Linked DNA regions of Homo sapiens: region 1 is linked to region 2. The links are chromatin loops, found by intact Hi-C in ENCODE. Cell type or tissue: Panc1. All regions are shown on one strand. Each heading gives the region's core, and the rest is flanking DNA. Links, peaks and the distances in the headings are about the cores only.

Region 1 (4,336 bases), core at 1-4,000, 590 kb before region 2:
TGTTTTTAAGATTGTTTTAAACAAGATGTTTTTAAGATGAGTTTTAAATAGTTCTCTTAACACAAATAAAGCTTAATATGAGTATTTGAAGGAAATTATCCCAAACCATTCCAGTTCCTGGCTGTGAAAGGCTTTTCCAGGCCTAATAAGTTTTCCACTTCAGCCGTAAGTAGGTGAAATCAAATGAACAATAGAGGGAAATGTATTTATTTGCTTTATACACATGCATGTGTGTTGTGTCTACATATAAACATTGCACACGCTTAGAATGAAGTTTCTGTCATGCCCAGAAAAGGGAGAGGCATTTTTGTGGATTTTGTCTGGCTGCCCTGGGGATGTTTGAAGAACTGTGCTGTTTACTTCATACCAGGTGTGTGAGCCATACCTTTGGTAGGAGGGTATACCTCCTACACCCAAGAAATATAAGCCAGGAGAAGGTCTGTGCCAAGAGAAGGAACCCAAATGACCCACAAGAGGTGGGCCATTAATTATTGGGTCAGATGCATAAATGCACAGTAATTTATTTAAGCACCTCTTAATGGTGACCCACAAGGAAGATTGCTCGTAGTAGCGGAAAGGTTCACAATAAATAAGAGAAAAAAGCAGAATGTAGAACTGTATGATAGCAATTCTGCAAACAAGAAGCATCTTTTATAAAAGATGGAAGGAGCCCAGGCACAGTAGCTCATGCCTGTAATCCCAGCACTTTAAGAGGCTGAGGTGGAGGATCACTTGAGCTGCAGTGACCCATGATTGTGCCACCACTCCAGCCTGGGTGATAGAAGTGAGACCTTCTCTCAAAAAAAAAAAAAAAAAAAAAAAGACGGAAATTCCTCCAGAATTTTAACATGTCAACAGAGGTTTTCTGCAGCTACTTTTTTCAGCTTTATACTTCGCAGTATTTTCCAAATTTTCTCTAACAAGCAGTATTTTCCAAATTTTTTACAATAAGCACACACACACACACACGTTTGTTTGCATAAGTGCCCAACTGGTGGTGAACAACCGCTGGCTTTTAGTCTATACATATCTAGAATATTTTATAAATAGTAGTTCTTAAACCCTTGAAAGGGAGTGAATGACCAGCTGAGAAAATAAAGTCAGTGATTTCATTATTTTCCTATATTCACATCATGATTCTAGGAAAGAACTTGGGAGTGACTTCCTTCAGCTTCAGCCACTCCTGGGCCAGGCGCATGCTTAGCTCTGTGGTAAAGGTCACCAGCTTCTTCTGCAGGGTGCCTGTATCATCTGAATTGGAGGTTTGGCGAGGGTAAGAGACTGATGTAGGTTCAAGTTTTTCTTTCCTGTCCTCCACTTGAAATCTGTCTTCCCTTCCAGACTGCCTGCGCTGCTGACTTAAGGCCCCAACACCAAACACAGAAGCAACAGCCTTACACAGAGTGTTCAGCAAGCTCCAACAATTGTGTAAGGTAAAGTTTCCTTTATAGATTCCTTTTCTATATCGCTCCTAGTGGTTCTGTTTCTCTGATCGAATTCTGGCTGATAACAGTTGCTGAGACTCTGAAAGAGAAGGCAAGGAACTACTGTTTCTCATTATAAACTGTTTAGAATTATTTGGCCATCTTTTTGCTATGAATATGTAGTGCTTTGATACATTTTTTAAATCAAAAAGTAATGAAAGAGATCACATAGGGAAAGATAGATTGGATTATTTTTAAAGTTTATATACTAAATTGAAAAGCAAAGAATAAAATGGGAGAAACAGCTCCCTCATGTGGCTGTTGGCAGGAAGCTTCCATTCCTCTCTGTGGGCCTCCACAGGTTTGCTCACAGCAAATGGTCCGTGACAGAAAGACGCAAGGGCAGTTGCACCCAAGATGGAAGCCACCATCTTTTCTATAACCTAATCTGAAAGAAGGGACATACCAGCACTTCTGCCATATGCTGTTGGGTCACACAGACCAACTCTGGTACAGTGTGAACACAGGACCACACAAGGGCGTGAATTCCAAGGGCAGAGACCACTAGGGACCACCTCAGAGGCACAGAGGGACACCCTATCCAGCTGGTGGCCAATGTAAATTAACATAGCTTTTTAGAATAGCAATATGTATCTATAATCTTAAAAGTATTAAAAGTACTTCTTGATCCAGTAATTTCATTTCTAAGAATCCATGCTAAGAGGATTTAAAATGTGGACCAAAAAATGGGTATAAAAAGAAGTTGTTAACAGTATTTAAAGTTGTGAAAAACCAGAAACAATCTAAAGGTCCAACAATAGGAAAATGAATTTTGATATTTTTCTAATAGAATTTTATGCTGTCATCAGAAATACCATTTACAAATAATTTTTAATAACGCAAAAAAAAGTTTATAAAATGTTTAGTGTAAAACCTGGACACAACTACATAATGATTCTGATTTTGTAAAAAAAAAAAACAAAAACACACACATATACACATGCATACATATGCATATAAAGAAAACTGGAACAAACAAAATAACAAGCATAGTTGGAATTACAGTCATTTTAATATTCTTTATGCTTTTAAAAATTTTGAAGTTTGTATTACTAGCATCCACTACTTACGTAGTCAGGAAAAAAATACAACTTTAAAATAGATATTTAGGTCCAAAGATGGTAATCTAAATGGTGTTACAGGCTGAATGTGTGCCTGATCCCCATGCCCCAAGTTCATATGTTAAAGCCCTGGCCCCCAAGGCAATGGTATTAGGGGAGTAGGGCCTTTGGGAGGTAATCAGATTTCTACGAGGTCATGAGGGTGGAGCCCGCATAGTGGAATTAGTGTCCTTTTAGGAAGAGGAGAACAGACCAAAGCCTTCCTTTCTCTCCTCACTATGTAAGAAGACAGCCAGAAGGTGGCCACAGCCAGGAAGAGAGCTCTCACCAGAACCCAAATCTGCTAGCACCTTGCTCTTGGGTTCTCAGCATCCAGAACTGTGAGAAATGAATGTGTGTTGTTTAAACCACTCAGGCTACGGTATTTTGTTGCAGCAGCCCAAGCTGACAGAGATAGAAACAACACAAGGACCCATCAGCAGACGAATGGATGATCAAAACGTGGTGAGGTCGTGCAGTGGGATATTATTCAGCCGTAGAAGGAATGAAATTCTGATACATGCTATAATGATGAACCTTGAAAACATGTTAATGGAAATAAGCCAAACTTAAAAGGACAAATATTGTATAATTCCACTTATATGAGTTAGTTACCTAGAATAGGCAAATTATGTCATAGATACAGAACATTAGAGGTTACCAGGGTTGTGGGAAGAGGGGTATTGTGGGTACAAATTTTCGGTTTGGAGTGATTTTGAAAAAATTCTGGAAATGGGTAGTGACAGTAGTCAACATGATGAATGTACTTAATGACACTAAATTGTACACTTAAAAATGGTTAATACTGGGCTGGCGCAGTGGCTCATGGCTGTAAATCCCAGAACTTTGGGAGGCCAAGACAGGCGGATCATGAGGTCAGGAGATTGAGACCATTCTGGCTAACATGGTGAAACCCTGTCTCTACTAAAAAATAAAAACAAATAAAAAAAAAATTAGCCGGGCATGGTGGCAGGCACCTGTAGTCCCAGCTACTCGGGAGGCTGAGGCAGGAGAATGGTGTGACCTGGGAGTCGGAGCTTGCAGTGAGCTGAGATCGCGCCACTGCACTCCAGCCTGGGCAACAGAGCCAGATTCCGTCTCAAAAAAAAAAAAAAAAAGGTTGATACCTGGGTGCGGTGGCTCATGCCTGTAATTTCAGCACTTTGGGAGGCCAAGGCAGGCAGATCAGTTGAGGTCAAGAGTTAAGGACCAGCCTGGCCAACGTGGCGAAACCCCATCTCTATTAAAAATACAAAAATTAGTCGAGTGTGGTGGTGGGTGCCTGTAGTCCCAGCTGCTGGGAGGATGAGGCCTAGGAATTGCTTGAACCCAGGAGGCAGAGGTTGCAGTGAGTTGAGATTGCGCCACTGCACTCCAGCCTGGGGGACAGAGCGAGACTTAGTCTCAAAAAAAAGGTTAAAATTGTAAGTTTTGTTATGCATATTTTACCATAATCTTTAAAAAATAGATATATAGGAGATAAAGTCAACAGAATTTAATAACCAGTTGTAAATAGAGACTGAGTGAGGAGGATGAATTAAGGAAGACATTGAGTACAACTTTTTGGTAGGTGAAAAACTCTTAAAAAAATACGTGGGCAAAGATCCTACTTGATTCTTATAATTTAAAAATCTCCCAGTTAGTAAACAAGGCTAGGTGGAGATTTGCATGTGATGTGAGGTGTGTGTTCTGTTTTGTAATGTGAGGACTGTGAGCCATCTCCTGGACTTGAATATCCATTAGATAATTGAA
Region 2 (4,403 bases), core at 126-4,125:
CCTAGGTGACAGAGTGAGACCCTGTCTTTAAAAAAGAAAGAAAGAGAGAAAGAAAATAAAAGAAGAAGAAAAAGACAAAAGGAAATGAAGGAAAAGGAAAGTGAAGGAAGGAAGAAAAAGGAAGGAAGAAGAAAAAACAGAAGGGAGGAAGGAAAGAGAGGGGAGGGGAGAGAAAGGAAAGGAAGAGCTGGGAGGGGAAGGAGAGGAAGGAAACAGGAAGGGAGACTGCAGGTCTCTGAAATGCAGAAGCAAAGACAATCTAATCGTCAATGTTCTGAATTGCTCAGGGCTTGGCAGAATGATCCTTCTAGTCTATGGACCATAGATTTGATCTCTGCACCTTGAGAAGGTAGTGAATATTTCTTATTTTTAAAGACAGAGTAGTCGATTCCACAACTTCCCTTGGTAACATTTTTATGTATACTGATCTTTACCTTCAGGTTATTACTTCCTTATATCTGAGTACTTCTGTCCCCAGGCTAGAAACGGAATCAGTGATCATCACATATCATCACACACAATGTTAACTTTCAGTTAATCTCGTTAATGTTAAAGGAGGAACAATGACTTGGAGGACAAAACTCCCTCCCCCCACCCCATAAATAAATAAATTATATATATATATTTATCCTATCACTTTAAAGCCAGAAGAACTTGAAGAACAGTGGTGTACTGTACCTGTACAGCCTTGGAGTCAGGCAAGAATGAAAGCCAGCTCTGTCTCCTAACAGCTGTTTGCTTTGGGCAAACTAATTAACTTTCTTGAGCCTCAGTTTCCTTATTTGGAAAATAGTTAGAATCATAATAGTAACGATGATAATAACAACTCCTAACTTGCAGGCCTTTTGTGAGGATTACAAATAATTAATTGGCCAGGACTTTGAGTATTATAAAGAATTAATTGGCCAGGTTCACCCCTGTTATCCCAGCACTTTGGGAGGATGGGGTGGAAGGATCCCTTGAACCCAGGAGTTCGAGATCAGCCTGGGCAACATAATGTGACCCTGTCTGTACAAAACAAACAAACAAACCTGGGTGTGGCGGCGCATGCTTGTGTTCCCAGCTACTCCAGAAGCTGAGGCAGGAGGATGGCTTGAGTCCAGGAGGTTGAGGCTGCAGTGAGCCATGATCGTGCAGTGGCACTCCAGCCTGGGTGACAGAGTGAGATCCTGCCTAAGAAAAAAAAAAAAAAAAAAAAAAAATGAAAGCACCCTGCTCATAGTAGGTGTTTAATCATGATTATATTTAATGGAACCCCCTAAAGTAACCTAAAATGCTACTGGAGATAAGAACCCATCTCTCTTTACTTCAAGGTCATAACTCCATAACCGTTTGTTTCAAGGTTGGCTCTCTTTACAACAGGCTTTTGTGAGGTAGTCTCTTAATGATAACATTTGGGCTATTAGTAATTTACTGACAGTTGCTCATAGACACCTGCCTTGTTGAGATCCATGTTATAGTTCATAAGAGCCTAATATGCACGTATTCTGGGATGTGAAGGGTTATTCTTTAGATGAGGATTGTGGACCGCAGATGTCCTTCAACCTCACTGGAAAGGTCCACACTACAGGAAATGGGATTACACTTCATCAGGAGGGATTTAGGTTAGATGGGAAGAAGAACTTTCTGACTGATGATTTCCTTCCTTGAAATCTTTAAAAATAGACTAGTTCCCCATTTGTCAATTTTCAAGATGCTGGGGGTTAGAATAGATGGTTTTTCAAGATCTCTTTTAATTCCATGTATTGCTTACGTCACAGGGCTGTATTTCTAAGAGCCACAAACTTTATTGCAAATGTGTATAGAGACAATTTAGAGACCCTATTTTTTTCCCAAAGCAATAGGAAATGCTTTCTGTCTTGCCTGCCTCTTGAAGGGCCTATAGAATAACACAAAATTGCTTTAGCAAGTTAAAGAATAATTAATGGAAAATATGCAGAAAGAGATTTTAAAAATTATTGTGTAATAAAAATTTATATTTGTATTGCACATTAAAAATGTTACTATAGGTATTATTATTTACTCATTATTAGATGTTTGAGTCAAACCTAAAACGGCATCTAATTGAGTCTGAAATCTAATTCGTTGAATGCCATTGAGTCGTGAACCCACCGTGCTGAAAAATGAGAATAAATATAAAGTAACACTGCCATCTAATGGATTCTATGTGTTACTGCCATTGTCTGAGGCAACATTTAAACTCAGATCTAATTCTAATTAATCACTGATATATTCCACCACCTTATTTTGTGTTTTTAATTCACCTTTTTTTTCTTTGTATTTTGTCCCTATAATCTGTTGGATTGATTTTTTAAATTCTTTCTTTTGTCATTTTAGGATATATTGTATCACTGTTTTCTTTTATATTTTATCTCATACTATTTTTATTATGAAATAGTTCAAATATACAAATGAGTATATGATGACCTATGTGCCCGCACCTTAGCTTTATGAAATTTTAATAAACCTAACTTTCTGCTATAAGTGCTTCAGATTTTTTAAAAGGAGAAAACATTACAGATTTAGTTGAAGACTGTATATTTCTTCTCAATTCTATTTCCCTCTGTCTCCAGAGTTCATCTTTCTCATCAGTTTGATGGTTATTAATTCCATACATGGTTTAAGGTTTTATTCTGTATTTTCTAATTAAACAATATATTTCAGCAGTTTTAAATTAAAAAATGTTTATATAAATAATATATCTGCTGCATTAACATTATATTTTTGATATTCATTCATGTTGATTCATCTACTTCTGGCTGATCATTTTAATACCTGTATAGGAATATTATATATGTACATTTTTTCCAACTTATTCTTCTGTTGATGGACATTGAGTATTTTCCCCAAGTTTTCCTTTCATCAAGCAATGTTAGAATGATGTTATTTTACATTTCTTCATGTACACATATGTGAGAATTTCTGTAAAGTGACTCATTTGCTTATGCATCTCCTAAAATAATCTTGAAAAACTATGTAATTCCTTAAACATTTTATTTTAGAGACAGGGTCTTGCTATGTTGTCCAGGTTGGAGTGCAGTGGTGTGATCACAGCTCACTGCAACCTCAAACTCCTGGGTTCAAGTGATCCTCCCACCTGAGCCTCCCAAGTAGCTAGGACTACAGCTACATGCCATCACACCCAGCTAATTTTTAAAAACATTTTTTGTAGAGATGGGGTCTTGCTATGTTGCCCAGGCTGGTCTTGAACTCCTGACCTCCTGGGAGGTCAAGTGATCCTCCTGCCTCGGCCTCCCAAAGTCCTGAGATTACAAGTGTGAGCCACTGTGCCTGGCCTCCTTGAACATTTTCAGGATAACATTAAAAATTTTTTACTTTAAATTTCAATAGTAGAAAATGATGTAGTTTTTGCTTTATTAAAATATTAATATTTTAAAATACAGTGGTTCAGATATTGAGGCAGCACCACCATCAGTATAAAGAAACATGAAGATGCTCTATTGGAATAGTCAAATTTTACATTGTTCCTTTTTCTCCTTACACTCACATTTCCATTTCACTCCACAGAGTTTTATCCCAATGCATTCCTTTAATGTATGAAAATATTTTCTCAATCATCTTCATATTTCTCCATAATAGACTATAAATCAAAATTTTAAAAAACATTTTTTCTCTGTGATTAAAAGACTGAAAGGTAAAACATTTTATTCTGTATTGAGTTATTAGCACTATTATTAGTAGTATAAAATTAGTCAAAGCAAGATAATAATTATTTTGATAAGTATTAAGCATAAATATTAAAACTTTAAATACTAAAAACATATTTTGATGAAATATATTTGAGCTTCTTTTTCAATTACAGGCATACCTCAGAGATAGTGCAGGTTTAGACAGTAGCATTCTGTCTAAAAACCAATGTATATACTTAAATTAAAATACTTTATTGCTAAACAATGCCAGCAACCATCCGAATCTTCAGTGAATTGTAATCATTTTACTGGTGGAGGGTCTTGCCTCGATGTTGATGGCTGCTGACTCTTCAGAGTGGTGGCTGTTGAAGGGTGGGGTGGCTGTAGCAATTTGTTAAAATAGGATAATGAAGTTTGCTACATCCATTGACTATTCCTTTTATGAAAAATTTCTGTCTTGCAATGCTCTTTGATAGCATTTTACCCACAGTAGAACTTCTTTCAAAATTTGGGTCAATCCTTTTAAACCAGCTGCTGTTTTATCAACTAACTTTATGTATAATAATATTCTAAATCCTTTGTTGTTATTTCGACAGTGTTCACAGCATCTTCACCAGGAGTAGATTCTATCTCAAGAAACCACTTTTTGGCTCATCCATAAGAAGTGACTCCTCAACTGTTTCATCATAAGTTTATAGCAATTCAGTCACATTTCAGGCTCCACTTCTAAATCTAGTTTTCTTGCTGTTTCCA

What was found. Hi-C counts contacts between places; a loop is a spot of excess contacts. Peaks named below come from ENCODE experiments on the same cell type or tissue, not always from the same donor. Only the 100,000 strongest peaks of a DNase experiment are listed, where the experiment ranks them.
Region 1: a loop joins it to region 2, with 8 times the contacts of the local background. A loop is called at or near these places in 7 of 110 quality-filtered maps.

What each region holds. Positions count from the first base shown.
Region 1 is chr7:92,459,978-92,464,313 of GRCh38, forward strand. It overlaps GATAD1 (GATA zinc finger domain containing 1), which reads left to right. Exons shown (of 5, transcript NM_021167.5): 5 at 1-98. Among named protein-coding and RNA genes, the nearest start is that of GATAD1, 15 kb to the left of the region's middle. In Panc1, for the core only: CTCF peaks have their summits at 1,738 (motif pointing left) and 1,972; a DNase peak (open chromatin) is centred at 1,694; H3K27ac peaks cover 343 bases.
Region 2 is chr7:93,053,664-93,058,066 of GRCh38, forward strand. No RefSeq gene overlaps it. Among named protein-coding and RNA genes, the nearest start is that of SAMD9, 62 kb to the right of the region's middle. In Panc1, for the core only: CTCF peaks have their summits at 2,131 (motif pointing left) and 2,335; a DNase peak (open chromatin) is centred at 2,118; H3K27ac peaks cover 1,795 bases.